Regions from separate parts of the Homo sapiens genome. Here region 2 is linked to region 1. A link is an interaction called in ENCODE POLR2A ChIA-PET data of the cell type or tissue named here. Cell type or tissue: endothelial cell of umbilical vein. All regions are shown on one strand. Links, peaks and the distances in the headings refer to the core of each region. The heading gives the core; the rest is flanking DNA. Region 1 overlaps PECAM1 (platelet and endothelial cell adhesion molecule 1). Region 2 overlaps TEX2 (testis expressed 2).

What was found. Peaks named below come from ENCODE experiments on the same cell type or tissue, not always from the same donor. Only the 100,000 strongest peaks of a DNase experiment are listed, where the experiment ranks them.
Region 2: POLR2A ChIA-PET joins it to region 1 with 12 read pairs; 4 of 35 experiments call an interaction of 5 or more read pairs at or near these places.

What each region holds. Positions count from the first base shown.
Region 1 is chr17:64,320,221-64,336,185 of GRCh38, reverse strand. PECAM1 (platelet and endothelial cell adhesion molecule 1) reads left to right here. Exons shown (of 16, transcript NM_000442.5): 15 at 6,464-6,486; 16 at 12,341-15,965. The coding sequence ends at 12,370. Among named protein-coding and RNA genes, the nearest start is that of PECAM1, 63 kb to the left of the region's middle. RefSeq lists an enhancer at 9,699-9,778 and a silencer at 14,938-15,149. In endothelial cell of umbilical vein, for the core only: no CTCF peak of the experiment used is centred there; DNase peaks (open chromatin) are centred at 6,935, 7,485, 8,375 and 9,495; H3K27ac peaks cover 4,552 bases.
Region 2 is chr17:64,145,454-64,161,418 of GRCh38, reverse strand. TEX2 (testis expressed 2) reads left to right here. Exons shown (of 12, transcript NM_001288732.2): 8 at 486-618; 9 at 6,452-6,577; 10 at 8,265-8,474; 11 at 10,458-10,578; 12 at 12,328-14,192. The coding sequence ends at 12,450. It overlaps SNHG25 (small nucleolar RNA host gene 25), which reads right to left and starts at 15,449. Exons shown (of 2, transcript NR_132278.1): 1 at 15,419-15,449; 2 at 15,110-15,189. It overlaps SNORD104 (small nucleolar RNA, C/D box 104), which reads right to left and starts at 15,341; the gene lies at 15,262-15,341. SNORA50C (small nucleolar RNA, H/ACA box 50C) reads right to left here and starts at 15,080; the gene lies at 14,948-15,080. RefSeq lists enhancers at 15,021-15,230, 15,208-15,762. In endothelial cell of umbilical vein, for the core only: no CTCF peak of the experiment used is centred there; DNase peaks (open chromatin) are centred at 5,018 and 8,788; H3K27ac peaks cover 752 bases.

The DNA of each region.
Region 1 (15,965 bases), core at 4,041-12,040:
CAAGTGATTCTTCTGCCTCAGCCTCCTGAGTAGCTGGGACCACAGCTACTGCCACCACGCCCGGGTAATTTTTTTTGTATTTTTAGTAGAGACGGTGTTTCACCATATTGGTCAGGCTGATCTCGAACTCCAGACCTCAGGTGATCCACCTGCCTTGGCCTCCCAAAGTGCTGGGATAACAGGTGTGAGACACCACGCCCGGCCAGATCATCATTTCTTATTCATCATCATAACCATCCCCAGATTCTTCATCATTGCCAAATTCTTCAGCAGCTCTTTCCTCTGGATATTATTCCACCTCTGTAGACTGCAGATTTCTTTTGTTCCATGTTGATTGTTTTCTCCCTATACTCTAATTATCTTGCGGTTGGGCGGGTCCCTTCCTCCTCTGTCACAGTTAAAGCTAATATGTATTGAGCACTCCCTCTGTGTGAGACACTTGGAGCCCTACCTTAATCCCCAAGATCATCTAACAGTTGATGGGGGTTCTATTATTATTCTTGCTCTGCAGATGGGGAAACGGGCCCAGAGGTTAACTAATTTGTCCTTGTTCCACAGCCAGTGGCAGAGCAAGGACTGAACCCAGGGGGCCTGGCTGAAGCCATGCTCTTCAAAGCCTTCCTGTTCCCTCTCTTTTTTTCTCTTAATTGGTTTGTTACCAATTGCTGTCCATTGTTTGTTGCCAAACCAATTGACTGCATTCTTTTCTGTTTTCCATCTTTCTTAGTTTAGGCTTCATGTTATCGGCATAATTGGAGAACTTTTGTCTACTTTTTTTTTTTTCAGACAGGGTCTGGCTCTGTCACTCAGGCTGGAGTGCAGTGGCATGATCTTGGCTCACTGCAACCTCTGTCCCCCGGCCTCAAGCATCCTCCCCTCTCAGCCTCCTAAGTAGATCCTATCTACTTTAAACATGAAGAGTAATATTCTACTGTGGCCTGGGTGACCCTGGGCAAGTCATAGAGCCTCTCAAGACCTTGGTCACCTTCTCTGTGAGATGAGGTATGGGCTGGAGGCAGGTCAGTGGTCCTCGGGCTTTATTAAAACATCAATAGTTTGGCGCACCCCACTCCCTGTGAATTTCCCATTCACTAGGTCTGGAGCGGTGCCGAAAACGTGCATTTCTAACAGGTGTCCACACGCAGCTGCTGCCGTCACGCTGGGGCCCGGGCTTTGAGAACCACTCTTGATGCAGCATGTTCCTTTCTGATTGTGCCACGCTAAGGCTCTGCTTCTTGTTGGAAGGAGTAGGGTCTTTCTCACCCTCCAGAAATCCTGGAGGGATCTTTCAGCATTGGTGGGCAGGTAAAACCCAGAAACACTGTGCTTATTAGAGGGAAGGTGGTATTGAGTGACCCCCAATAAAACAGGGGGCCCAGGGCCGTGCGCAGTGGCTCACGCCTGTAATCCCAGCAATTTGGGAGGCTAAGGCGGGCGGATCATGAGGTCAGGAGATCGAGACCATCCTGGCTAACACGGTGAAACCCCATCTCTACTAAAAATACAAAAAATTAGCTGGACGTGGTGGCGGGCGCCTGTAGTCCAGCTACATGGGAGGCTGAGGCAGGAGAATGGTGTGAACCCGGGAGGCAGAGCTTGCAGTGAGCCAAGATCGCACCAGTGCACTCCAGCCTGGGCGACAGAGTGAGACTCCATCTCAAAAAAAAAAATTGGGGCCCAGTGTGGGGTAGGTCTGTGAGATCAGTGAGCCAGCTGGGTGCAGAGCGGAGTCTTTGCTGACCTTTCCCCTTCATGTTCCCCGTCATCTTCTAGCATGCAGCATTTCAGGGCTGCCTATTTTGGGAAATGGCTTAAAGGGCACAGTTCTGGCCCTTAAACCCCCTTTCACCCCCTGAGTAATACAAAATAAGCCCTCCCCTAGATAAGCAATAGGGCATGGGGCAGGCCTGCCTCCAAGGAGCAGCCCCAGGGCCGAGGAGAGAGAGCTGGGCGCTGGCCCGGGGGACTTGAGTTTGATGGGAAAGCTTGCAGACAGTGGGGGAGCTGCCTGGTCTTTCCAGTCTTGGCTTTTGGCTCTAAGCACAGCTTTTTTTTTTTTTTTTTAATTGTTGTATCATGAGGCGCCTTCCACTCAGCTGCCTCCCCACGTTAGGGGATGGACACAGCACTGGCAGGGATCCTGTGTGTCTCAGTTTCCCTATTGACTCTCTGTGGCCTAGAGATGTATGGTAGAATTCCACACTATGCTTTTTTTCCACCTTTTTTTTTTTTTTTTTTTTTTGAGACAGGGTCTCTCTCTGTCACCCAGGCTGGAGTGCAGTGGCGCAATCTTGGCTCACTGCAACCTCCACCTCCCCAGGCAGGCCCCTCTGACTCAGCTGGGACTACAGGCATGCACCACCGCACCCAGCAAAATATTTTTATATTTTAGTAGAGATGGGGTTTCGTCACATTGGCCAGGCTGGTCTTGAACTCCAGAGCTCAAGCAATCCGCCCGCCTCAGCCTCCCAAAGTGCTGGGATTACAATGCCCAGCCCACTTTTTTTTTTACTTTTTACAATTTTATTCTTAAAATTGTGGTAAAACACATATCACATAAAATTTACCATTTTAACTCTAAGTATCCAGCTCAGTGGCACTAAGTACTACACTTTTGGTTGTCATAGCGTGGTGAACAGAGAAGAGAATGCTACTGCGTCTCGTGGAGAGAGGCCAGGGATACCGCTAAACATGCGACAATGCACAGGACAGCCCCCTCCCCACCACAAAACACCACCCAGCCCAAAATTTCAACAGGGCCACCATGGAGAAACCCTGGCCAGAGGAATTCACCTCCTGCAACTCCTCCAACAGGAGAGCTGGTTTTCCTCTCCAGTACCAGCTTTTGCCTGCCCTCTGTCTTGGGAGGTGACTTAAGGCACATCCCACCTGATTACTGTGGCTCTGGATGGGTGCTGAGTCTTGCTCTGGGCACCAGCCCTACCTGTTGAGCCAGAGGCCCACCTCCCCATCACGGAATCTACTCACTCAATGGTCCATCTTCTACTTTTTTGTTGCTATTTTTTGTTTTTTGAGACTAAGTCTTGCTCTGTCACTCAGGCTGGAGTGCAATAGCACGATCTTGGTTCACTGCAACAATCGCCTCCTGGGTCCAAGTGATTCTCATGCCTCAGGCTTCCAAGTAGCTGGGATTGGAGGCATGCACCACCACGCCCAGCTAATTTTTGTATTTTTAGTAGAGACGGAGTTTCACCATGTTGGCCAGGCTGGTCTCGAACTCCTGGCCACAAGTGATCCACCGGCCTTGGTCTCCCAAAGTTCTGGGATGACAGGCGTGAGCCACTGCGCCCAGTCCACCTTCTACTTTCTATTTGCCTGGAATTCAGACTTCCAGGGTGTTTCTTAGGGAGGCAGAAACCCTGGTCCTCACCGCATCCCCTGCCACCCAGTATACCAAGACTAGCTGGGCCGAGAGTAGCCGTGACAGGAAATGGCTGAGAAAGAACCAAAGAAAAGGAGGCCTCTGTGCCAAGTCTCCTATGGGAGGAAGAGAAGAGCACTTGAGGATCAGTCCCCACCCATCCTGTGAGGCCCAGAGCCAGTGAGGCCAGAGGGCACTGCCAACCCTGCCCCTGGGGAGGCATTTCCTACTTCAGCGTGCAAGATGGTGAAAAAGTATCCCCATGAAAAAATGGATGCTACCTCCAATTCAACTTTGGTGATGATTGCTCTGTTACCAAAAAAACAAGAACTGCAAGTGTGCATGGAGTAAGTGTTCCATCCGTATTTGAGTTTTTCACATTTTGTCTTCAGATTGCTTTAGAAAATGCCTACTTGAGGTTCTTTCGCTGTTGGGAAAGAGGTTCCAGAGCCCTTAGGGGACTAGGAGGGTCCAGGAATCACGGGGTCCTTTGGGTCCTTGCAGGTCAGATTTGCATTGGGGGTGCTGTCCTCAACCTCACTCAATGCATGGAAGTTGACACAATGGCTCAACATTAGCGTTGGGCTGATTCATCATTTGGCTGTTGACACCAGCCTCTGGCCCAGCCAGGACAGAAAAAGGGCCCCTGAGGAACTTCTGGCTCTGTTCCCTCTATGGGGGAGGGGCAGTGGACTTGTGATAAGACAGGGTGTTAGGGTGAGGTGGACTTGGGGAAACAGGATATTTCTAAATTAGAGAAACAGAAGGATTGTGACCCCCGCTGTGACAGACAGGCCCTGAGCCTGCCCGAGGTCCAGGAGGAACTGTATGTGAGCTTGGGGCTGGGTCTATACTGAGGCCCCTTGGCGTACTTTTCTCGATAAGACTGAGGACTTATGGCCCTCCCACCATTCCCTCCACCACCTTCGAGAACAGCAACCATCCCCAATGCCCACATCTCCTCTTGGGGTCTCCCCCAGGCAGCAGGTGAGGTCCCCATGACTTCTCTGTCTTCAAGTCAGGGTCCACAGTCAGCTGTTTGGGGATCTGCCCCAGCATGTGGGCCACTGACCATTGGGTGGGGTCCTGGTCCTTTCCAGAAGGGCAAGCCATACCCGTCACTTGCCTCTCATAGGAAACACCATCTCTAATGAATGCAGGCAGGGATCACCCACCACCTATGCAGAGCTTCCTGCTCTCATTGGCTTTTCTCAGCCTCACTGTCCTCTTGCTGACATCCGGTTGGGACCATTTGCGCAACTGCAGACTGGCAGGGCCAGGCAAACACAGCATGGCGCCTGCCAAGAAGGTGGTGTGAGACTGGGCACAGTGGCTCATGCCTGTAATCCCAGCACTTTGGGAGACTGAGATGAGTGGATCACCTGAGGTCAGGAGTTTGAGACCAGCCTGGCCAACATGGCGAAACCCCATCTCTACTAAAAATACAAAAATTACCCGGCTATTGTGGTGGGCATCTGTAATCCCAGCTACCTGGGAGGCTGAGGCAGGAGAATTGCTTGAACCCAGGAAATGGAGGTTGCAGTGAGCCACTGCACTCCAGCCTGGGTGACAGAGCTAGACCCCGTCTCAAAAAAAAAAAAAAAGAAGGTGGTGTGGGCTCCCACACAGTTGAGAGGAGACTCCTGAGGGGAAGGGGAAACAGTTGCCCAGATCTGCTAAGAGCGTTGGCAATGCTTCTGCCTCCTCCTCTGTTGAGCCTGCTCCTGGAAGGGATTGACAAAATAGTATGAAATCTAGAAATAGCTTTATTCCCAAAGAGGATACCGGTGGTGTTATTGAAAAGAGCAAAAACTTGGAAAGCACCTACATTTTTAAAGTAAGGAATTGGTGAAGTCAATAGTTGTACATCCATTTAACAATTATTTAGTAGCTAATTGGACAATTATGCTTAAGAAGTTTTCAGAAAAAGTTTATAAAGCCATGTTATATGAAAAAGTTAAGTTATAAAATGGCATATACTGTATAATTATAACTGCTCCCCACCCCCAAAAAAGCCAAATCGTAGTGGAAAATGACTAGGAAAAAAAAAAGTATCAACAGGGTTTGGAGAATGAGGCCAGATATCATTTTTATCTGCTACTTCCTACTTTCCATAGTTTTCATTTTTTTCTTAAAAAAATATGTGCTACTAATTTTTTTTTTTTTTTGAGATGGAGTCTTGCTGTGTCGCCCAGGCTGGAGTGCAGTGGTGCGATCTCAGCTCACTGCAACCTCTGCCTCCTAGGTTCAAGCGATTCTCCCGCCTCAGCCTCCCGAGTAACTGGGACTACAGGTGCCCACCACCACGCCTGGCTAATTTTGTATTTTTAGTAGAGATGGGATTTCACCATGTTGGCCAGGCTGGTCTCCTGGCCTCAGGTGATCCGCCTGCCTCAGCCTCTCCAACTGTTGGGATTACAGGCATGAGCCACCACACCCAGCCGTGATACTACATTTCTAAAAAACTGTTTAAAATGTTAAATGAGGCCAGATGTGGTGACTCACACTTGTAATCCCAGCACTTTGGGAGGCCAGGGTTGGCAGATCACCTGAGGCCAGGAGTTCGAGACCACCCTGGCCAACATGGCAAAACTCCATTTCTACAAAAAATACAAAAAAAATTAGCCAGGCATGGTGGTGTGCGCCTGTAGTCCCAGCAACTTGGGAGGCTGAGGCAGGAGAATTCCTTGAATCTGGGAGGCGGAGGGTGCAGTGAGCCGAGATAGTGCCAGCTGAGGCAGGAGAATTCCCTGGAGGTAGAGGTTACGGTGAGCCAAGATGGCGCCACCACACTCCAGCCTGAGTGACAAAGCGAGACTCTGTCTCAAAAAATAAAAAATAAAGAAAATTTTAAATGAAGTGCCAGGGACTTTATGCGCATGTCATGTGGAGCTAGAGGGTCCCGGGGAAGCTGTCTTGCACAAAGGAGCCATAAACCTCTAAGGGCACCTGCCGGCTGATGTCTCCTGGCTCTCGCCTCCTCCCTCTTTTCTCGACCTGCTCCTGACCCTGTGATGTTGTTGGGGCAGTTGAACTGGGTTATTTGCGTTGCTCACTGCCATGTCATCCTTTGTTTTGTAGATGCCGTGGAAAGCAGATACTCTGTAAGTACACATTTCATATACATTATATTTAAAAGTACTCCACTGAACAGTGAAATATTTCCAGACTCACCCACGTCCTGCATTCACATGAATTCTTCCCCGCTCCCTAGTCTGTTTCAGACCAGAAGCCCTGGGCTTCTCTGACTAGCCTTGGCCAGTTCTGATTTCGAATATTCTCTCCTGCAATTTCCATCATTACATCTCAGCCCACACGTGAAGGGATTGGGACTCTGGGGTGCTTAGCGCCAAACAAGCAAAGCACACATTTCGTTTAACGCCAAAGTCTAGGCTCTGGAAGTGAGGCAGATCTAGGGTGTATGCTTGGAGGAGTGGAGCAGCTGACAGCTCATTGCAATTTAGCCGATTCTAATTACCCCCTACACACCAGGCCATCAGCTGCAGGAGACACCCAAGCTTCTTGACCTCAGTTCACCTTCTGATGAGGGAATCAGACATGTGATCACTTATCATAAAGCAAAGTGAGCTATGCCAGAGCCTATGGGAACACAGAACAGAGACCTAGCTAGTGGCCTCTTCCCCAAGGAATCATTTGGAATGGGCCATGAAGAATGAATGGAGTGATGGCAGCATTGAGGGAGAAAGATCAGCAGGAGCACAAGGGTGAGGGATGACCAGTTTCAAGCAGTGTGGGATGGGAAAAGAAGAGTGTGACAGTGACAAGTGACGGGAGAAAGATAAGTCAGGGCTTAAATCCAAAGGATTTACATGCCTTGTTAAGAAGCTTCATTCTGTAGGAAATGGAGTTAGGAATCTGCTATTTGGCAGATGGGAGGGTTTATGAAAGACACAGAGGCCCACGTTCAACTTTTGCAAAGACGTGTCTTCCAATCCCAACCTTTTTGTGAGCTACCCAGCAATGCAGGAGTTAACTGGGCAGCTAATATCTGAAGAAATGAGGCATTTGCCGCATAAACTTCTTTTAGGTCTGGGAAGAACTTTCAGCAAGATTTCTGGTAGCTCTTCCAGTGGGCCCCTGGCTTCCTTTGTTTTGCCCATGTCTGGACTCTTGTAAAACAGAGCTCATTATGCCTTTGACAGACAGGAAGCCACTGACATTCTTTTTATGGAAGAAAGCTATGAATTTAAGGAAAAGAGGAATGAAATGAATGGTTGTTTTTTTTCCTAGCCAAAACCCACTCAGACTCCTGAAATCAGAGACTATCGTGTCACTGGGACAAGGAGCCCAATTTACAGATGAGGAAACTGAGGCCTGCACTGGTAGAATAGCGTGTCTGGGGTCACCTGGATGGCTAATAGAGTGAGGAACAGAGCCCAGGCCTCTATACTCTGCGGCCAGTCCTCTGTCACGACAGAGACTCCCTCCAAGATGTGAAGTTGCTGTCCCAGCAATAATGGCTTTGAGAGAGTGGAAAATGAGGTCTTTGCTCCCTGGGCAGTGCGGGACACAGATGTGTTCTCCTGAAGCGATAAACATGGCTGGGTCCACCCAAAACACCCTGTAGGACCAACTTATTTACTTTGTCTTGGATCCAAAGGGTGTCTCTGGACAAAGGCTTGGAGCTCCAGGCCAGACAGAACTTTACCCAGAAGCTGGCCCTTGGGCCTCAAAGTCTGCTCCCAGGATGGTTCTGAGAGCTCACCCATGACTGGTCCTGTCCCCCCAGAAAAAAGAATAGAGTCATTTGATGGGAGCACAGGGTTTCCAGCCGTTGGGAAAGGAATTTTGAACCTTTAAGCAAATGGGTTTTGTTTATAAAAGAAGCAGGTATAGCTTCCCTAATAATCAGCTGGTGTGGGTCAGGAGAAAATTAATTGAATTGCCCAGTGGGGAAATGGGAGGAGATTTCCTTCCTGAAATCAAACCTGGCGATCATTCCCAGTTGTTTAATGGCCGTTGCCTCTGAAAACATTGGAGGAAATATCTTAACAATGAGATAGCCACGTAGCCAAAGACTAATTTGGTATTGTTTGACTTGCTTCAATGGCACATTCTGACTTCATTTTTCCTCTGCCATTTTTACCTTGTTTATAAATTGTGTGTGTGGCCGACGCAGACAGATAGCATGGAAGAGAACACCCTGTACTTAAATGAAAGGGGTGAATCTGGACTTGTGAGAGTCTTGGGATCTTGGAAAGGACCCTGCCTTCTTACAGAAAGAAAGGCAATTGGCAGCTATAGCTCGCCTCCCCCCTTCCTGGAGGCCAGGAGGCAGCTGGGCTACAGTGGAAACTGTCCAGGTGCTAGGATCAGGGGATGGGAGGGGAGCTCCAGCTTTCCAGCTGTCTTTTGGGTGAGCCTGTCTTCCTCAAGCTCAAGCTTCCTTATCTATAAAGTGGAGATGGTGATGACAATGATGATAAGAGCAACCTATTAGGATTTTAAGGATGAAATGAGCAACTGCAACCACCATATAAAAGCTGCAAGCTGCAAACCACCATATAAAAGCTGGTTGATCTCAAGCTCTTTTCATCACTTGGGCAATAGTAGGTGTGGATGGGGGACTTAACTTGATTTGGCCATGAAATGACCCTGCCACATATGGAGAATGTAGCAGTTGCTTACCCAAGGCATAGGATTCAACCAAGGCCAGGCTTTGACTTAGGAATCAGAGACCCACATTAACACTTGACTTCCCACTTCTTAGCCATGTCACCATGGGCAAATTTCTTGGCCTCTCAAGACCTCTACTTCCTAATCTGTAAACTGGGAATCATAAACTCCCTCACTTGGTTGTTGCAAGGGTTGAATGAGCACCTGGCATAGACCTGGTCTATTGCAAGTGCCCACAGGAGCACTTTGTAGAAGCAGGAACTAGAGATCCCAGGGTGTGTTGAAATCAAAATGACCTTTGAGGGAGACCACACCATATTCCGGGTACAAGGCAGGGCGATTTCACAACTGCACTTGGGTGGCTGATGGCTGGCTTCTGATTTAAGCACAGCAAGCCCAGACCTTGGATGTGAGCGTGTTAACCTTTACTTCAAAATCCCTAAGGCCCTGTTGATTGTGGCCCAGCCCTTCCTGTCTGTGGCTTTGGTTCTGCAATGGTGCCCCAGGCATTGGCTGCCCCCACAGAGAGAGAGCGGAGGTGTCTGGGGAGGGACTTGGTCTGGGGCCCACAGAAAGGCTGGACACCAGAGTCATGTCTCCCCCATCCAGGCAGAGCAGAGGAAATAGGGCAGGGTGGCTGCCGGCGCTGGCAGGCCTCCAGCCTCTGGGGCCAGCACGGCTTGCTTGGCCCACTTGCATGGGGCTCTCCTGGCAGAGGAGGGGCCAGAGCCTTGGCTTTCTAGTTGGGGCACCTCGGCCCTGCATCCTGTTCCCCAAGGGTCCTTGGACCCAGCAGGGCTGAAACAAAATGGAGACACTATCCCAGCTCACCCTCAGGAAGCCAGCCAGGCTGGCTGTGGAGGTCCCAAGACCCTGGGTCATCCTCCATCTCCAGCTTCTGCCTTGCTGAGTTCCACCTGCAGCAGAGTGTCCTGTGCACATGGAGGGTCCAGAATAGTGGACTTAGGTGCTGCCTGCTCTTCAGGGCCCACTGTTGCCCAGGGCCCCCCTCTACTCTGGTATCTCCCAGCAGGCCCTGCTCTTTTTCCCTCCAAGGGCTCCTTCCATTTGTCAAAATCCAATCTTTAGGCTGACTCCAGAGTTGCTTCTGTGAATCCCCCACTGCCCAGCCCAGAGCCCTCTCAGTGCCTCTGAACCCCTTCTGCAGTTTGTTGAGACCTCTTATACCTTCTACTTCATAGTGGTGTTGTTTATCAATAATTGATACAATATAAAATTCTTGGGGACAGCTTCTTGCATCCCCAGCATAGAGAACAGTGTGGGTCAGATAAGGGTCCAGGCACTGATAGGTGGATAGGTGACACAAATACCATTTGAAGCTGTTAAAGAGCACTACAGGATGGCAGAAGGAATCCAGGAATCCTTTTGTGGGTGTTTTTTTGCTTTTTTTGTTTGTTTGTGTGTTTTTTGAGATGAAGTCTCACTCTATCACCCAGGCTGGAGTGCAGGGGTGCTATTTCAGCTCACTGCAACCTCCATCTCCCAGACTCAAGTGATCCTCCCACCTCAGCCTCCTGAGTAGCTGGGACTACAGGTGCACACCACCATGTATGCCTAATTCTTTGCATTTTTGATAGAGATGGGGCTTCGCCATGTTGCCCAGGCTGTTCTGGAACTCCTAAACTCAGGGGATCCACCCACCTTGGCCTCCCAAAGTGCTGGGATTACAGGGATGAGCTACCATGCCCAGCCAGGAATCCTTTTTTTTAATTGTCATAAAATATACATAATATTAAATTTACCATTTTCTTTTTTTTTGAGACGGAGTCTTGCTCTGTCGCCCAGGTTGGAGTGCAGTGGCGCAATCTTGGCTCACTGCAAGCTCCGCCTCCCGGGTTCACGCCATTCTCCTGCCTCAGCCTCCCGAGTGGCTGGGACTACAGGCACACGCCACCACGCCCGGCTAATTTTTGTATTTTTCAGTAGAGACAAGGTTTCACTATGTTGGCCAGGCTGGTCTTGAACTCCTGACCTCATGATCCACCCGCCTCGGCCTCCCAAAGTGTTGGGATTACAGGCGTGAGCCACTGCGCCCGCCCGGCAAATTCACCATTTTCCAGTGTATACTTAACCATTTTAAAGTGTATAATTCAGTTGCATTAGGTCCGTTCACATTGCTGTGCAACCACCACCACTATCCATCTCCAGAGCTTTTTCTTTTTAAGTGAAAGCAAGTTTATTAGAGAAGTAAAGAAACAAAAGAATGGCTACTCCATAGGCAGAGCAGCCACTGAAACACTGTACCCATTAAACACTAACTCCCCATTGCCCCTCCAGCAACCCCTAGCAACCACTGTCTACTTTCTGTCTCTATGAATTTGACTATTTGAGGTACATCACATAAGTGGAATCATATATTTGTCCTTTCATGTCTGCCTTATTTCATTTAGCATAACGTTTTCAAGGTTTTCCTGTGTTGAAAATATATCAGAATTTCATTCTCTTTTTAAGGTAGAATCATATCATTTTAAAACATTTCAGTTGGACCATCTAAGTTCAGTCCTTCATTTTCAAAATTAAAAAACAGGCCTCAAACGGGTACATCTCACGTTAGCTAGAGACAGAACTGGAGCTAGAAGTCAGATCTCTTACAAAGTTGCCTTTCTTCTTCTGTGGGTAAGTGGGGCACCCTTGGGACGCTGTGCTGGGCGTACATGGGTGCTTGATGAAGTTACTTGGTGGACTGATGTGATTGATGTCCAACATGTATGCAGGGACAGAGGCTATGGTCCCTACAGAGCAGGCATGGAGAGAAGGAGAAATACATACGGGCAGGAGCCAGGAGAGGGAGGGTGTAGTGAGCAGAGACCGCGCCACTGCACTCCAGCCTGAGTGACAGAGTGAGAATCCATCTAAAAAAAATTGCTTGCTAAAGAAGTGGTCTCCTGAGGTCTTAAGACGTTCCTGACAATGTCTTGAGTGGGTGGGAGAGAGGCTGCAGTCATTGTGCTGTGGAATTTCAGAGGTGAGAACCACACCTAACCAAAATTACTTTCCCTGTTTGCCTCAGTGACACAGCTGCAGGAACCCTGGTGGGTGTTGTATTAAGTAAATTTGACCTTTATTCTTTGCAGATCTGTGAAATGTTGTCTTCTGAGGGGCCACGTGTATCTGTAGTGCTGAGGACTCCTTGGGCCTCTGAAGTCACAGAGAGAACCCTGCAGGGTGGGGGACCAGTGTGTGACAGCCCTGCTTTGCATTTTCTTTGAGAAGTGCTGTCATTTTGCATTTCTCTCCACCAGGGCAATCTTCAATCTTGAGAGGTGTGATCATAACTTGCCTTGTTTCTTGTCGCTACAGAGAACGGAAGGCTCCCTTGATGGAACTTAGACAGCAAGGCCAGATGCACATCCCTGGAAGGACATCCATGTTCCGAGAAGAACAGATAATCCCTGTATTTCAAGACCTCTGTGCACTTATTTATGAACCTGCCCTGCTCCCACAGAACACAGCAATTCCTCAGGCTAAGCTGCCGGTTCTTAAATCCATCCTGCTAAGTTAATGTTGGGTAGAAAGAGATACAGAGGGGCTGTTGAATTTCCCACATACCCTCCTTCCACCAAGTTGGAACATCCTTGGAAATTGGAAGAGCACAAGAGGAGATCCAGGGCAAGGCCATTGGGATATTCTGAAACTTGAATATTTTGTTTTGTGCAGAGATAAAGACCTTTTCCATGCACCCTCATACACAGAAACCAATTTTCTTTTTTATACTCAATCATTTCTAGCGCATGGCCTGGTTAGAGGCTGGTTTTTTCTCTTTTCCTTTGGTCCTTCAAAGGCTTGTAGTTTTGGCTAGTCCTTGTTCTTTGGAAATACACAGTGCTGACCAGACAGCCTCCCCCTGTCCCCTCTATGACCTCGCCCTCCACAAATGGGAAAACCAGACTACTTGGGAGCACCGCCTGTGAAATACCAACCTGAAGACACCGTTCATTCAGGCAACGCACAAAACAGAAAATGAAGGTGGAACAAGCACAGATGTTCTTCAACTGTTTTTGTCTACACTCTTTCTCTTTTCCTCTACCATGCTGAAGGCTGAAAGACAGGAAGATGGTGCCATCAGCAAATATTATTCTTAATTGAAAACTTGAAATGTGTATGTTTCTTACTAATTTTTAAAAATGTATTCCTTGCCAGGGCAGGCAAGGTGGCTCACGCCTGTAATCCCAGCACTTCAGGAGGCTGAGGTGGGCGGATCACCTGAGGTCAGGAGTTTGAGACCAGCCTGATGAAACCCTGTCTCTACTAAAAATACAAGAATTAGCCGGGCGTGGTGGCGCATGCCTGTAGTATCAGCTACTCAAGAGGCTGAGGTGAGATTATCGCTTGAACCCAGGAAACGGAGGTTGTAGTGAGCGGAGATCGCGCCACTGCACTCCAGCCTGAGTGACAGAGTGAGAATCCATCTCAAAAAAAACAAAAAACAAAATTGCTTGCTAAAGAAGTGGTCTCCTGAGGTCTTAAGACATTCCTGACAGTGTCTTGAGTGGGTGGGAGAGAGGCTGCTGTCATTGCGCTGTGGAATTTCACAGATGAGAACCACGCCTAGCCAAAATCACTTTTCCTGTTTGCCTCAGTGACACAGCTGCAGGGACCCTCGTGGATGTTGTATTAAATAAATTTGACCTTTGCTCTTTGCAGATCTGTGAAATGTTGTCTTCTGAGGGGCCACATGCATCTATAGTGCTGAGGACTCCTTGGGCCTCTGAAGTCACAGAGAGAACCGAGCAGGTCTATGTTTTTGTTTTGTTGTTTTGAGACGGAGATTCGCTCTTGTTGCCCGGGCTGGACTGCAGCGGCGCAACCTCTGCTCACTGCAACCTCCGCCTCCTGGGTTCAAGCAGTTCTCCTGTCTCAGCCTCCCGAGTAGCTGGGATTACAGGCACATGTCACCACGCCTGGCTAATTTTTGTATTTTTAGTAGAGATGGGGTTTCACCACGTTGGCCAGGCTGATCTCGAATGCCTGACCTTTGGTGATCTGCCCGCCTTGTCCTCATGTGTGCTCCACAGGCCTTTGGGTTGGGATTGCAGGCGTGAGCCACCATGCCCAGCCTAGACTCTTTTGACAATATGATGAAAGCTGTTGGTTCCTTTCCCCAACACACACACACCGAGTTGTATCACGAAAATGTCATACAATTTCCAGGTTTTCTGAGTGGTGGGCTCAGATTGAGGTCAAAGGATCAGACGACCTCTAACGACCTTCATGTCTCTGTTGATGATCTGGGGACAGCCAGATCCCCTGTGTCCAGGGAGTTCCTTAGTCCCTTGCCACCACCAGAGAAGGGCAATTGCCACGGGAGCTGCAAAGACCCTATTCCTACTCCTGGTGCCTTACTTATGCAGCACGACTGAATTTTTTGTTTTGTTTTGTTTTGTTGAGACAGGGGCTTGCTCTGTTGCCCAGGCTGGAGTGCAGTGGCACAACAATGGCTCACCGCAGCCTCGAACCCCTGGGCTCAAGCGATCCTCCCATCTCAGCTTCCTGGGTAGCTGGGACCAGAGGCGTGAGCCGCCATAGCTGGCTAATTTTTAATTTTTTTTTTGCAGAGATGAGGTTTCACCATGGTGCCCAGGCTGGTCTCGAACTTCTGGGCTCAAGTGATCCTCCCTCCTTGGCCTCGCAAAGTGCTGGGATTGCAGGCATGAGCCACCGCCCCCGGCCTGTGGAGCACACATGAGTTTAAAATTACTTTCCCTTCTGCCTATATTTCCGAGGAGGAAACTTCATGCGCAGGGATCTTTCTTAGTGGATTTAATGGCTAAAAGGTCTGTCTGAATCCAGGACGCTGGCTTTAGCCTTCCTCGGCAGCTGCCGTAACCCCGGTGTCTAAACCTGAAGCATCCCAGGAGCACCCACTCCAGGAGTTTTCTCGGCCGCGGAACTCATTAGTTAGAGCGCCCTCTTGTGTTCTCATGTGGTAATCGGTCACTGAAGGACTTAAAATGGTCCTTAGCCAACACACAGTAAAACTTTTCCCTCTTCTGACCCCAAGAGGTCAGCCACCCATTTCATGAGCATATACTGGTCGCCCCATCAGCGTTCTCTGATTGGCTAACTGAACCCACTCCCCGACCTAGACTCAAGACAGGCGAAGTGACGCTTAGGTCAACATTCACTCACTAAAGCAACGACTGTCGGGCGATTTTGTCTCCCGCTGGTTTTGGAATGGTGTCTGGAGACATTTTTGGTTGTCACAGCTGGGTGGGTGTGCTCCCGGCATCTGGTGGGTAGAAACCAAGCATGCTCCTAAACATCCTACAGGCACAGAACCGTCTCCCACGACCAAGCATGATCAAGTCCCAAATGCCAATAATGGCCAGGTTGAGAAACTCTGCACAGAAGCATCCAGTTATTTGTCTGTTTGCTCAACAAGCTTGTGCTCATCATGCTCTGTGTTCCTGACGCTGTGCTGGGTGTTGGCGGTGGGAAGATTACAAGAGTCACATGGCAGCTGTCCTCCTGGAAGGTACAACCCAGTAGAGATGCAGACTAACAGAGAGCCAATTACAAAGCAGTGTGACAAGCGTCATGGTGGAAAATTAAAAGCTCAAACAAGGGCACATGGGAGGGGCTTCCAACACAGACTTTGGGGGATCCAGGAAGGTCTAAGAGGAAAGTGGGTCTCACCAAAGCCTTGACCATAGGCAGAGGGTACCAGTGGAAAAGGTGGGGTGAAGAACATTGAGGACAAAAGGAAGAAGTGCAGGAAGGCCCTGAGGCAAGGGAGTGGGGGGTGCCCTGGAGGGATGGCAGCAGGGCAGTCTGTCAGACCCAAGTGGCCTCCAGCCCTAGAAGCCAATTAGTCCTCCTCAAAAAGCTGTCACTGTCCCCTAAGAATTGCTGCCAGGCTCCCACTGGCCTGACTCAGTCTTTGAGAGTCTTAAGGAGGAGGTCTCTGAAAGGTACACACCAAGAA
Region 2 (15,965 bases), core at 3,913-11,912, 170 kb after region 1:
TGGAGAATTTTAAGAAAGACAGCGGTTCTCATATGTGTCTTTAAAGAACAACCCAGCTTACAGAGAAGTCTTAGCACTTCCCTTGTGCCTCGTAACTGGCTGGGCATCAGCATGCCTTGTCCTGGCTTTGCCCTGGGTCAAGCCATTTTCTTCCGCTAGGCATATGTCTTCTTACTAAATACAAGGAGATTTTAGAAGCCAGAGGATGGGACCCTTCCAATGCTGACTTGTGCACTGAATTCCCCAGGATCCTGTGAATGGGTCCTCAGATGCTGGCTGTTTACCAGGGGCTCGATGTATTCCATGACCTGTTCTCGTGTGTGTCGATGGCACAATGTGCTCTCAGTCCTCTTCTCAACTAGAGTAGTAGACGATACATGGACTTTCAGTATGGTGCCTATTTAGATATTTTTAAATGTAAGTCATTTATAGTCATGTGTTTTTTTGAGGGAAAAAAACCTTCTGTTTTTTCACCATTTCTCCAGGACTCTGGATTGATTTGGAAATGTCCTACAATGGGTCCTTTCTGATGACTCTCGAGACCAAAATGAATTTGACCAAACTAGGTAAAGAGCCTCTTGTTGAAGCCCTGAAGGTTGGAGAAATTGGCAAAGAAGGGTAAGGGGCTATATATGAATTTACTAATCCAATCCTGGGGCACCAGCTTCTCCCTCCAGCCTTTGAGAAGCAGATTTGATGTGTAGTGGCCCCTGGATGTTGAGTGAGCTTCTGTGTAAGTGCTCCTGGACCAGAGCATTTCAGGGAATGGTTTCCTAGTCTCATCCCCAGTGGCCTGTGAGTTCCCAACCCAGCTCAGCTGTGACAGCGCCTTTGACCTCAGTGCTGGTGGTGGTACACATGGAATTGATTACCCAGAAAACATCACTGACTCAGACAAGCAGGGCAGACTCATCCGAGCAATAAAATGATCCTCGAATAGAATCATGAAGATCCTTCCGGTCATAAACAGCAATATGTGGAGCAGGCTGAATCTACCTGCTTTAATCACAAAGTCAGAATTATTTATAATTAGATGATTGATTTTGTAGCACAGAGGGTGCTCCTAAAAGTGTTTTGAGAAGCATTTTCCCTAAATAATACAATATTGACTTGCGTAGTAAATCCCTCTCTTTGTAGATAGTGTATCTGCTGCCTAGGGTTTGTCTGATTTAGTAAATATTCCAAAATTGTGAGGTAACTCATGAAGCTTAATTTTTTTCCCTCTTAAATGCCTAGAATAGATAAACTGGAACTTTTACATCCTATTCTCCTTAAAATTACTGCTTTGACTATAAATTTAAATTATATTATTGTTTTTACCAAATTAAAAATGTTGACTAGAGGCTACTTCTCACATCTTTAGCCCTTTGCATGGAATCAACAGTATGATGACATGAAAATGTCACAAGGAGCTACCTCCATGGGGTCTAAATATAAGATACTGGCTCTTAGACTTTTGCTTGGTTCTGGTACTGACCTAATGCTTTTATTCATGCTTGTGGTAGTAGCAGATTGGGGGAGCTGGGTTATGCATTGGAGAATATTCTTTTACTTAGATTATTCTGATTTATTCAAGTTACTTAATGAAATGTTTCTATTTTAATAATTGGAGAATTTTACCAGCTATATGCAATCTAACCGGTGTCTGTGCTATTTTCCTTTCATTTTTCTATTTGTTAAAATATGTTTGGATTCGGCAATCTGTGGATTTATATTTTCTGGTGAGTGTGGTATTTATCAACTCTCCACATAGCATTTCATACCCTGTAACTTCTGAGTCTTGTTCGGTCCCATGTGAAACCATGAGGAAACCTGTCTTTTCATCACGTTCTTGGACATAAAGGCATCACGTTCTTGGACATAAAAGCCTGAGAGAACCGACACCAGGAGTAGTTAAGAGGCTTTCCTGACAGGGAAAGTCTTATAGACTTCCCCAATTTGAATTGCTGGAGTCCTGATCTAGTCAGACTCAATTCCTTGTCCTGCTGTCCCCACCCCACCCCCACGCATAGCTGAGCACATTAAATCTAGCTCATGACGACAGAGTTGCAGAACCAGCTGCCTAGAAAATGAAGCACCTGAAGCAGAAGCAGTCTTGAAAATGAGATCTAATAAAAAGGGAGTGTGGCAGAGCAACCTCAGGCAGATGCGTTTGTGCAAGGAGCCCTTTCTAGAAACAGCACCATGTGGGCACAGGGGCACAGGGACTCCATTGCAAAGGGGGTCTTGGGCACCGGGGGTGGCAACCAGGCCGGTCCCTGAGGTGCTTGCCACGTATGCGTCCACATTCACTGCTATTCATGCAGCCCTCGTAGCCCAGTTTCAAGTTCATAAACTCTGGCCGATCAGAGGGTGGACGTGTTTCTGGAAAGCTGTGCTTCTCTAGACTGAGTGAAAAAAAGATCCTCTGCTTTAGGAATGTGATGGTATTATATTTCACTTATATTTCTAAAGTACTATTTTTTTCTAGAACAGTCTGTTATAAAATGTTTTGCTTCTTCCTGTGAGGGTGTTAAATTATATGTTGATGTGTAGTTGGCTATCATTTGTTTTTAAAAGTAAGGAGGAATACAATCCAGCAGCACTTCATTTGGGAGAAAAAGGCCCAGAAAAATGGACCCTTACCCCTTTTTTCAGAAAGGACCCTTTCGGGAACCTGAGAGCACTGGGTCCTTCTTTCTGCAAATGCTTCCACATGCACCATTTGGCTCACAGTTTCTAGGAGCATTGTGAATCTCTGAAAGCCCATCCGTGGTTAAGAACCTAATCCCAGAAGTGATTCCAGAATCCACTTCACTTCCTCAGTCATGAGGTTTACGGAATCACCACGCGGCTTAGTAGCAGAGGAGGGACAGGGGTCAGCATACTTATTAGCTGTTTGAAGCGTGTGACCTTTGGAACTGACATCTTCCTTAATATTAAACCTCCAAAGCACGGAACATCTGAAGAATTGGCCAGCAGCAGCCCTTTCCTGCAGGCTCTCCCTGCAGCCCATGGCCACCTGTCCAGGGCTTCACTCCACATCAGGGTCTGCTCCCTGGTGTCCTGCCTGGCAGGGCCTCGGCTTCATCTCACTGCTTTTCTCAGTCCCTGTTCAAGTGTGCAAATGATTGTGCTTTTGCGGAGTCTCTGAGGAGATGCTGCTTAACCTGTGAGATGTCCTCCTTACTGGTAGGAAGTTTGTTCACCTTTAGTTAGCACCCTGAGGGTTAGACTGAGATTTTAACCTGTGTAGCTTTGCCCTAGCAAAGTCTCTTCCCTTTGAAATATGTGTCTGCTGTATTTTCATGGGCATTTTTCCTTTAGTCTTTTCCCAAATAGTCCTTTTGTCGCACACTGCAGGTAACATAACATACAACATTCAGATGGGATTGAGATAGTAACCTGAGCAGCCTCTGCTTTAGGAACTGCCCTGCAGAGGGCCAGAATGAGTTAGTTAAAGGGAGCGCTCTGCCTTTTGGGTGGCCTTTAAATGGAAAGTGGCATGGAAGTGAAGTGTTTCCTATAAGGCACTTGGCCTCTTCCTGCTCCACCACTGCAGTCTGGGCCCTTTGTACAAGTCCCCAAGTCAGAAGGTGGCCCCATCTGACCTCTTTTGGGTTACTAGTTCACATCTACCCCAAACTACCCATCTGCCCCCAGGCCCCTGGTGTTCTGGGCACTGAGTGCCTGCAGTTTACACTGTGACTCAGTCTAGTTTGTGGGTGTGTATGCACATGTGTGCCTGTGGCAGGTGTATAGAACTGATTTTCTCAAAAGAAAAATTAGTGCATTCTTGAGTGTGGTCTCCCTCAAAGCAAACATCTCACAGGGCTTCTTAATTTAATTATGCGTCTTCATTTAAAGCATTTTGGGGGCTTCTTTTTAGAATTGCCTCCACAGTCCGTGACATTCTTTTAGCTATCCTGAGTGACAGCAAATTGTCCTGCTTTGTAGATGGTTTGGACCTTTGAGAAATTGCTAGAAGTCATCAGAGGTGGTGGTCATTATGAGACCAAGAAATAAAATATTTGGTCTAAGAGTGTCAGTGATAAAATAATTCACTTTTTCTTATATATCTGACATTTCCAAAAGATTTTTGGCAGAAGGAACATAACTGGAATAAGCCTTTTAAGGTGTCTCTTTGAAAGGATACCACACTCATCTGGAATTCTGAGGTGTGTTTAAAACAAGTAGGCTAATTACATTCCAGCACGTCTTCTACAAGTAAGTGTGGTGTATCTTCCTCTGAAGTTCATGCTGAGGTCATAAAATGCATGTTCATTTATAAAAATGAATATCAGGCAAACACTGGGCTACACTTATAATTCCTAAGTATTGGGTGCCGCATAATACTGCCCCCAGCGCGGAGAGCAGAGGTACCACTCGGTCAAAATCAGATTTTCACATCATCTGATCAGCTTGAACTGGTACAGCATTACCTAAAGTGTTCACTTCAAGCCACAAAATTTGTCCTGTTCTGTGACCTGCAGAGGATTAACTCAGTAACCTGAGAGCTTGCCACAGCGCTCAGCCTCTGGCATCTTCTGCCCAGGGTTGGAGCTGCCAGATGATATGGCCCAGTGGGGACACAAGGAGCAGTGGCTCAGCAGATCTCACTGGGGTCCCAGAGCTTGCAGGCAGCCTTTTGTGCTTTGTGGGTGAGGAGCAGGCTCCCTGTGCTGTGGGGACAGATTTCACACCTGGCAGCATGAGGTCAGAGAGCCTCAGGCACTGCCATCCTACTGATGGAGAACTCTGATGCTCTTCTGAGAGGGGCGTGTGATCTTTGGGGATTTACATCTCTGACTTTCCTCACCCAAGACCCGGTTTAGGCTTTCATAGGAATTGAATTTTGCTATATACATTTTAAATATAAGATTCCTGTGAGGGCTGCCTAACCACAGCACACTCTGATATGGCTCTGCAGCCAGTGGATACACATAAGCATTTCCTGGACCAGCCAGGCCTCTGGTGGAAGGAGGAAGACTCAGTTACGTGCTGTCCCATGGCCAGGGACAAGAGGCTTTTGTTTCTGCAGAGGGAGTTTCCCTTTAATGTGGAAGTCCAGCCTGTTGGCTGGAGCACTGGCTCTAATGTTTCAGAGTGGGGGTAGGGAGGAGCTGTGTGTCCTGCCAGGGAGGACACAGTCCGGGTCCTCTTACAGCCGGCTCCTGTTTCCAGTGTAGAGGTTTCAGTCCTACCCTCCCAGTGCACAGGGCTGGGGCCACTGCCGGGCCTTCAGTTCCACACTGGCATGTGTGCTGTGCCCTTGGGTGCCTTTGGCTCCTGTTGGTCAGGCGATAACTGTCCCCGTGGGCCTCTGGTGGCCCAAGGACAGCATCAGGAAAACCAAAGGACTGCAGCTGCAGGGAGATAGGCCCTGAGCCCCACTGCCTTCCCTTGTCCATGTAACTGTGTCCTTGTCAAAAATACAATGACCAGCCTCTGCTTGGTGACCATTTGGTTGTGTAATAGTGTTCAGAGACTACTCTGTCCCTTGTTCATTTTGTCCCATTTAAGTCTCTGGGCTCAGACACAGCCCTGCCAGTACTTTCTGAAGCAAAGCCACGGTCCAGGGAGGAAGCTGCTTTCTATAGGCCCGAGGCTCAGCCCAGAAGCCCCCAGGTCCCCTCCGACGGGAACTGGACCCCTCACCTCTGCGGGTAATCCAGCAACCCCACACCTCTGGAACTGAGTATCTGCCCTGGAGAGCTGAGTGAGGGACACTGCTGTCCCATGAGGCTTTCCCTTACTTCAGTCAAAGGAATGGTCTTTAGACATGTATTTTTCCGGAAAATTTCCTGGGTTCTCATGTCAGTTGCTTCCTAGAGTCTCCTGAGACTTTTTGTGTGTGTGTGTGTATGTGGTTGTTGGCTTTTTCTGTGACCCTCAGGAGATAGGGCAGGTGTGGAGTGAAATACGTAATTTCACTGGAAAGGAGTCATGAGTCAAAACTCACTTGGAGGGTTACTAAGCCAGAAAGCATCAGAGTTGCTGAATTAAGCCAGAGCCAAGGGACTTGCCTCAACATCCCATCATCAGTGAGAAGTGGCCATGTCACCAGTATAAGCTGTCACCTCACTCTTGCAACCATCCGCTCTTTCTGTTCATCCTCCCGTGTGGCTCCGCTGCACTGCTGGTTGAAATCACTGCATTTTATGTGCGCATCACACTCCCACCTCCTGTCCTTCTGACGCATGCTCAAAAGCAACCTCTTCTGGGTCCAAGGCCTCTGTGGTCCTGTCAGAGGCCTTGGTGCTGAAGAGTGTCCTGAGCATCTGCGCTGATCCAAGGATTCTTGGATTGGGCCTCTTCTGGTTTGGGTGGGTTGGAGAGAATGACGAGATGTAGTTAACAGTTACATCCCGACCCTGTTGTGGTTGAGTGTGTGTGCATGGGTGTGTGTGTTCTCTTTCTAAGCAGAGCTTGGGTGAGGGCAGGCAGTGGTGGTGACTCTCTCTCTGTCCAGTTGCAGGCCCCGGGCATTCTGTCTGGCGGACAGCGATGAGGAATCCTCCAGCGCTGGCTCCTCCGAGGAAGACGATGCCCCAGAGCCCAGCGGGGGAGACAAACAGCTCCTCCCAGGGGCTGAAGGGTGAGTGGATCAGTGCTTCTGTGCCTCTGAGTCTCCAGGGATCAGGACAGCAAGTTGGGAGTGAACCTTGTTTCCCTTCCTTCCTCTGTGATCTTCCTTCCTCTTTAATGTTGAGTAGATGGTTTTTTTATTAATATCCCAGGTCAGTGGTCTGTTTAAATTCCAGGCAACCAAGCAAAAAGACCCATATAGCTTTCCTTACTAAAATGGCTTTCTGCTGCTGTTTGATTAAATAATAGAGAAGTTGAAGGGTGTGCTGATGATGAAAAGCATCTCCCTGAGCCTTCAGAAGGAACCGAGCATACACCCCCTCCCCCCGGAGAGCCTCCCTCCCCTCAGCTTCAGCTGGAGTGCATTTGCTTCTGTTGAGCTGCAAGTTCCTGCAAAGCAGAAACATTCAGATGATTTTCTTTGGCGAGTTTTGAAAGCGCTGATGACTGAGCTGATCTTTTGGATCATGAACTTCATTTGGAGGGGGTTACTCTTTCCCTGTTAACTTGGGCTGTGAAATGATCAAAGTGCTTAAATAGCCTATCCACAATGATCTTTTAATTACATAAAGTGAATTGAAGAAACTAAAAGAAGCCAAATAATTCAGAAACTTTTATAAGAAAAAACCAACCTATTCACTTTTGAAATCCTACAGGAGATGAGAATTCAGATGTTTGAGGAGTTGGTGCCAAAGTTTGTGTGTATTATTTACAGTCTAGCTGCTTGACCCTCTTAAGAATGATTGCTTTTCCCTGAACACATACTTTTCCTCATGTTCTGGAACTGTGGGGGATTTTAAAAAGCAAATATCCTTTCTTCTGAGTCTCATGGTACATGTGACCTGATACAACAGCTTATTTTCTTGGCCTGTGAGCACGTCAACTTGGTGTAGCATTTTGTTTGTTTGTTTGTTTTCTTGAGACAGCATCTTGCTCTGTCACCCAGGCCTGGAGTGCAGTGGCACGATCATAGCTCAATGCAGCCTCAACCTCCTGGGCTCAAGTGATCCTCCCATTTTAGCCTCCCGAGTAGCTGGGACTACAGATGCACACCACCACTCCTGGCTAATTTTCTGTTTGTTTTTTGTAGAGATGGGGGTCTCACTGTGTTGCCCAGGCTACATTTTTCTTTAAGAAGTTCCAAGCCCTTTGAAAAGTAATTGCCACTCAAGGTAGCCATGTGACACCACCTAAAGACAGTCCATTAATTACTGATTTATGTCCTATTGATGCAGCATGATTTGTTACTTGCTGCATGGAGATTATGAGATTGATATGTCATTGGATTTCTGTCTGGTATTGGAGTAGTATAAAGGAGGACAGGTGAGAAACCTCTGCATGAGGACTTTGTCCAGCTCTCCATTGTCAAGGTTTGGACTGTTTCAGACATTTACACCTTCTCTGAAGTAGTAGTTCTCAACTGGGGGTGATTTGGCCCCCCAGAGGACATTTGCCGATGTCTGGCAACATTTTTTATTGTCATAACTAGGGGGAGTGCTATTGGCATCTGGTAGGTAGAGACCAGGGATGCTGCTGAACACCCTGCAATGCACAGGATGCCCCCCGCCCCAACACAGAATCACCACATCCAAAACATCGAGTGGTGCTCTAAAGTAAGGGGAACGAAGAGCCACAGGTTTTTGTCTGTGAAAAGAGCAAAGTTTGTGCTAACCGCCCTTTGTGTTCCACATTTGAAGGTACGTTGGAGGTCATCGAACAAGTAAGATTATGAGGTTTGTTGATAAAATTACCAAGTCAAAATATTTCCAAAAAGCAACAGAGACAGAGTTTATTAAAAAGAAGATCGAAGAAGTCTCCAACACACCCCTGCTGCTCACTGTTGAAGTACAAGAATGTAGAGGAACCTTGGCGGTCAACATTCCACCACCCCCGACTGACCGAGTATGGTGCGTAGAGGGCCCTCAGGGACAATAAGTGATTCCTCCTATTGCATGGCCACAGAAATCCCAGCCTGCTTAACCTTGAGGTTATGGAAAGTACCTTCTCCCGGGCAGAAGCACTTCCAAACAATTTTCATGGGACCTTAATATTAGTTGCAAATCTGATGGTACTTTCTTCTGTGAGTGGTGAATTCACATTCAAGAATTCATGTTCACATGGTAGGAAAAGTTAAAGTCAATACATGAAGTTTATGAGATAAGCTGTTTCTATTATTGGTCTTCCTCCTCTGTAAAGCCAACTGTTCTGCCAGTAATAACAGCTGTCATTTGTAGATAGCGCCTTTATTCTCTGCCTGGCCCTGGTTGTAATTGCATTACCTGATTAGTCCTCATAGCATCCTGTTGAGGTAGATGCCATTGTTATCCCTACTTTAAAGATGGGGATCACACATCCAACAGAGTCTGGGAAGTTAGGGAGACTTCCCTGAGTTAGGCCTCAATGCTGAGGAGTCAGGAGCATGTGCATTTGGTGTCTGAGGACTGGATTCTCAGCCCCAGCTGCATGTTAAAATCACCTGGGGACTTGCTAAAAATATAGCTATGCCTGGCCCATCCCCCCGGATTTCAGGGGTCGGGGGTGATGAAGCCAGGGTTGAGAGTCACTGAAATAAATTACTGATGAGTTCAGCATCACTGCCTGTGAATCTCAATTTAAAATTGACATGCTAAGTCCTATAAAAATGGGCATAAGTGTAAATAGTGATTGCATAAGAGATCTCATTGTACCATAAACTACACTCATAACAAAAATATAGCTCTGTTCTATCATAGAGTAAAACCAACATGCTAGTACATACCATCGGTATTCAGAAGGATTTGTAGGAATGATCAGAAGAGGGGTTTTGAATTGACTAACCATTTAACGATAATGCTGGTATTTCCCAATAAAACTTTAAAATGCCTTTTTATACTTTTTTAAAGTAATATTTTCATTGTTAAAAAAAAGAGAAAGATTGGGAAAAGGTGAAAAATAGATAAATAAATAAAAACCCATAATCTCACCATCCAGAAATAACCACTGTTAATATATTGTATGGTCTTTCAAACCTTAAAAAAATTTTAATAGTTAAAATTGATACATTTCTTCTCCTTACTGCCAATTCTTTAGATTTATCAGTTTTAAATGCCTCTGCTCAGGGGGAGATAAAATAAAAGGGCTCTAGGATAGTGCTACCCAAGGCATGCTCAAATGCTGAACTATGTGTTATTGATCCATAAAGATAAGTATAGAGTGTTTAGAAATATTTATGGCAACTTGACATTTTTACTGTATTTCCAAAAGCACTGGTCCAGGACAGATTTAAGGTTTTAGATAGTTGATAGCATACAGGGTCTTGTCTGGATACTTTGCCAACAGTTCTGATTGCCAGTCTGCTCCCTCGGGAAGTCATACAAAGCGTATTGTTGGGGTGTAGGATGAAAAAACAGGTTTCAAACCTTATTGATCGACATATGCACAGGAGAATGTAAGGGGAGTTCACCCTACTTCTGTCAATAGTCCTCTCTTGGGGATGACATTCAGAGAGAGGCAGTGTGTCTTTCACTCTCTGCTTTATCTGCTTGTATGTATGTTTTGTTTTTGTAATGTACATATACTACTTTTATAAAAATTGAAAGAAAAAAGGTTATTGCCATTTTAGAAAAAAACAGAAACCAATGCCCAGGTCATGGACTTTTCCAGTGGTGCTTCCTGGCTCTCTCAGTTTGTCAGAACTGTTCTAAATCCGCCACAGCCCTAACACCATCCAGGGAACACAGGGGGTTCACAATTCATACTTTGTGTGTGGAATATTTTTAGAGGGCATTTTCAGAAGAAAATAACATTTTAAGTAGTGATAAAGCCCCATGTAAATGAGAACTGTTTGCTGTCAGTGCCTGTCTCATTCCTTGCTTTGCTTCTAAATGTGGTTATTACTTGTCTTCAAAAAGGTATGGTTTCCGAAAGCCACCACATGTGGAGCTGAAAGCTCGGCCAAAACTTGGAGAGAGAGAAGTGACTTTAGTTCATGTGACAGACTGGATAGAGAAGAAACTGGAGCAAGAGTTTCAGGTAAACCTCTAGTGTTATCTAGTATTTCACACCAAGTATAGAAGCTCTGGGTTTAGCCGAGGTTCTGAACTTCAGCTGGGTCAGGATCCTCTTTTGAAAATCTGATGGTGACCTTCATCCCGGAAGAGTATTACATTTGATCAAATATGGGAATAAAACTTCAGGTACAGTATCAAAGCCCTGAAACTTATCCACAGAACATTACTAAGTCATCTTCAGAGGAAACCCAAAAGATTTGGGTCAGAGCAAAATGATGATGTCTTTTCCCAGCAAGCCTGCCAGGACTGTCAGGCTTTGTTTTCTCTTATGCAAGGCCTGGCCTTGCCCAACTCTTAGCACCCGGCCTGTGGGCAGGGAGGCTGCCCCCTGTTCTTGTGTGCTGTTCACCTTGCTCAGTTTGTTCAGTTCAACAAACATTCCTGGAAACCCTTCTGTGTGCCAGGTACCACCTGCCCTGGGAGTCCAAAGATGAATCTGGCCTCTCCCTCCCCTGGGTAGCTTCTAGTGTAGTCTGGGAGTTCATTAAGCCAGAGCTTACTCTCTCAGCTTTTCTTTCTGCATTTGGCCACCAAAGGTAATAGCAGTATAGCTGAGGCCCTAGGATGAGCTATTTCCATCAAACTTTTATCAGATATTTGAAGCACAGTTGTCTGTCGGGGTTTTATGGATTAGCAAACTATTTACTTTTAATGAAATTCACCTTTTGAAGAAGACCTACATTCTTTTTGCAGTGGTATATTTTGAGTTACTGCCTTAAAAAAATCCTCTTATTTAAAAACTAGAGATTAAACATAACTGATAACCAATTTCTGAAAAAGCTTAATGTCATCACCAAATAGAAAAGTACTTTGAACCTACTGAGGGGAAAGAACATCATGCCTTTTATTTTTCCCTTTTTCTTTCTTTTTTTTTTTTTTTTTTTTAAGACAGAGTCTTGCTGTGTCGCCCAGGCTGGAGTGCAATGGCGCCATCTCGGCTCACTGCAAACTCCGTCCCCCAGGTTCACACCATTCTCATGCCTCAGCCTCCCGAGTAGCTGGGACTACAGGCACCCGCCACCACACCCAGCTAATTTTTTGTATTTTTAGTAGAGATGGGGGTTTCACTGTATTAGCCAGGATGGTCTCGATCTCCTAACCTCGTGATCTGCCCACCTCGGCCTCCCAAAGTGCTGGGATTACAGGTGTGAGCTACCATGCCTGGCCTAATTTTTTGGTATTTTTAGTTGAGACAGGGTTTCACCATGTTGGCCAGGCTGGTCTTGAACTCTGGACCTCAGATGATCTGCCTGCCTTGGCCTCCCAAAGTACTGGGATTACAGGCGTGAACCATCGCACCTGGCCATTAGCTTACATTTTATCGCTAGGATTTATTAATAAAAGGATAATTCACATGGAATATGTGTTCTAGACATAGTAACTGGGAACTACTGTGAACAGCTTAAGCCAATTCTCTTAAATTGTTGGATATATATCAGTGCATATGGGCAACCTTATTATATGTATACAAAATCAAAGGCCACTTCTGCCTCCGAGCTGATATATTAGAGGATTCTCGTATCCATGCGCTGGTATGATTCCTCAACTCTTTCTAAAGTATGTATGGTGGGAGAATTAGTTTGGAATGCATAGCAAGTTTTTATATGTACTTTTAAAAATCAGTCTAAGCCCTAAAATTATCAGAACAAAGGAGGGTGACAGCCTGGCAAGGCATTCTTCCACATAGCTGTTCTTTAATATCTTCCTACAGAAAGTTTTTGTCATGCCAAACATGGATGATGTTTATATCACTATAATGCACTCAGCCATGGACCCTCGCTCTACTTCCTGCCTCCTGAAAGACCCACCTGTGGAGGCTGCTGATCAGCCATGATGGGTGATGTCAGATGTTCCCCATATTGTGACATCGAGCTGGATGTGTGGGGTTCTTGGCCGCCATCTGTACTGTAGCACTGGCCTCTGTGCCACAGCTACTGTTTCTTAAAGGACTGCTTCTGCCCTCTGCCTGCCAGTGCCCATTCCACTGTGAGGTGTCATTCCCTGCATCTAGTGACAACTGTCTGGATTGCCTGCTGCAAAGCTTTGATTTGGCAAAGGAGACCATGGAAGAATCATGGTGGATCCAGAAGTTATACGTGACCCACACCATGGCTTTTAAAAGTCTACCCATGTTTGTGGCAGCAAATGAGCACAGTAAGAGCAAAGCTGAACAACTTGCCTCCTCTACTCCTCCAAAGCTTTTCTTCAGGCAGCCGGTGCACAGTGGACTTTTTCACTTCTATACTTTGTATGCGGCCTTCCACACTTCCAGAGAATGTCAGTGTGCAATGTGTCTGGAGGGTGGGGAGAGGAATTCTGTGAGCCTTTTCATTTCGGTGACAGAAGAGATGGGCAGAGCAACTTATTTTCCACATTAAATTGTGCATTTGGGAAGCAAGTAGCCATAGTACACACACAACACGCTATCAGCTTGGGTAAGGACAGTGGGATTTATGTGAACATCAGGCAAAGCCATGAGATCAAACCATCCCAAGCCTTTCACCAATGAGGTACAACCACCTGGGGGCTAGCTAATCTTGAATGTTTTCCTGAGACAGGAGCGTATGTGAAAACATCAAACACTGCACATGACAGGATGGGTCCTCTCATACAGATGGGATGGGGTTAGAAAGCCAGAGCCAGTTTTTCCATCTGGCGTTTCCTGTGTCCTCCAGGTTTATATGGGAATCGAAACAGTTTGTTAATCTGATTGGGAGAGTTCCATGGGCAGATTTCCCTTCCTGAAGGCCAAAACGGAGAACTGCTCTCTTTAATTATTTCAAGAGTCAAGACCAAAAGTTTGCTCAGCATCACACTACATCTCAAAATTAATGTTGCCAACTTAATTTTGTGCATTTGTGTCAGAATGTTTAGTTTACAAGGTTGGGGGCTCTCTTTGCTTCGAGAAGTAAACCTAATACCATTTTTTTATTGTTTAAAGCTGCATTCAACGTCAAAATTACCTTGGGTAACTTTTGATAACTTACATGTGTGGACAAAGCTAATAGTGGTTTTTTAAACAGCACCTTGCCTGAACATGACTTTAAAGAAATTAATATATTGAAAACATGTTTGAACCCTTATTTTAATTGCACCATTAAAACATTTGACTTAAATTGTTTGACCATTCCAGTTGGTGTACTGTTCTGATTTTTCGTTGTGTAGGCCGATCTGCCTGTCAGAGTCCACGTGTCCTGGTCACTGGTCTTTATAATTGTTGTGCAATAACTAAAGGCTAAGGACTAGATGCACTATCGTGTAAAGAGATTACACATGACTGTACCATGTTGCACTTAATCAAATAGTATGTGGGGATTTAAAATCGCTTGCATTGTTTCACAAAATAAATATCTCAATGTCAAATACTAGATAAGCATCTAAGTCATTTCTACGGAATCCTGTTCAGATAGGGGCACAATAAAATGAGTACAGAGCACCGGGGCCCTCACCTGGCAATCGCAGCTTTCATTTACTGCGTTGATCACTGCCCAGTCCTAAGGCTACAAAGCCATCCTCACTACATCCTTCAAACTATGTGCCATTATCTTCAGCCCACATTTAAAGAATCCAGTGAAAGTTCGTAACTGAGGGGGTAGGGCAGTGGTGCTCCTGGGCTGCAGTTTACACCCTTCATTGTCTAGTATAATGTTAATTCGGGACACCTTCATTCATCGAATGTCCATGTAGTGAACGCATACGTGCATCCTTGCCCACCATTGCTGCCCTGTACTCAGAACTGATGCACCTTTCACTGGAGCCCTTGTGGAAGATCTTTTACCAATCACTGAATCTGGACTGTGTAACTAGGTGTCTATGTTGTCCCCAACCATATATAAAATCTAATTCACCTTCACAACCGCCCTATAATTTTGAACTGTTTAGGAGTGACAGATTAACCTGCCCAAAGCTTTAGTCCCATGCTTGTCAGTACTCCTGCATGGTTATTTGTAAACAGGTCGATTACCCTTTAGTCAGGAGTTAACTCAATGCAGTTCCACACCGAATCTGTTTATGTCAAGTACACAACAGCCCTGCAGACGCCATTCCACGCTGCCTTCAACTAAATCTGCGCGTCTGATGGCAGACGCGACAGCCTGGGACTTATGTCGAACTCACGGCGAAGGCACAGCGCGCGCGATACACTCAGGGAAGGCTGGGCTGGGGAACGTATGGGAGCAGAGGGGCACTCCTTACGCATCAAGAGTCCGCGTATCCCCGTCAGCCACCGCCCCCCTAACACGCCATTCCAGCCTTGGTATTACGGATTGAGGCCTGTCGTGGCAAAACAGCTGGAAAATTGCCCAGCCTAGCAGCCGGACAGTCAGGTTACTTCTTGTCGCTCGCGGTTAAAAAGGCCGCCCGCGGGAGGCCAGGCGGCCCCAGTTATGCGCAAGCACATGCTCTAGCGCTGCAGATTGACCCCCGGCGCCACGAGGAAGCTCGGCGGGGGCTCAAAGACAGCGCGTCGCCAACGACACACACCGACACCAGGGTTGGGTTCAAACCACTTTATTGACGGGAATGGGGTGGCAAAGCAGCAAGGACGATGACATCCGACGTCCTCGGCTGGGAGCTACAAGAACGAGAGTGATAGATCAGCGGGTGTGCGCGCGCCCGCCCGCCAGCCCCCTCCCAGCTCCGCTCGGGCAGGCTCAGACTCCAGTTCGCATCACCCGCGTCAGCAGTCTAACACGTGCTTTAATTGGAATGTCATCACAGCAGGCCGGCCCCCCTACGCCTCCCTGCTCCCGAGCCACGACCTCCGGGGCCCACCCAGCCAGACGACCCGCCAGGAATACAACCTGACCTCCCGGAACCTGCAGGCGCTGAAAGACAGGGGAGCGTCGATGGCGTTCTTTTAAAGGAGCAGACCAGCGCTGATGGGCGGGCTTTACTGCCATTAACCAATAGCAAGTTCACCTTGCGACCACGTGCGCGTAAAGTTGTCTGGTGACTGGTAGTCCTTGCTGAGTCCTCCAGAGGATAGATGGGTCACATACCAACCATAGAGATGGGAGTCGCTCAGTCTCAAATCCATTTGCGTTTCAGCGACTCCACCGCCAGCTGGTAATGAGCGCATCTCTCCGCAGTACGCAAAAGAAAACTTCACCAAGAGCAGGCGACGATGATGCCTAACTTGGATGACATGTTCTGTGCCAGGAGCTAGGATAGGAGTTGAGAATGGAAAGTTAAAAACTGTCCCCAAGTGCAAAATAACCTGTCGTGGTAGAAAGAGCTTGTATTGAAAATGGACCGATCTGCACCACATCCTGACTTTGTGATGCGTTCGCTCTGTGACCTTGCTCAGTTAACCTTTCTGAGATTCAGTTTCTGGAAATTAGGAATACC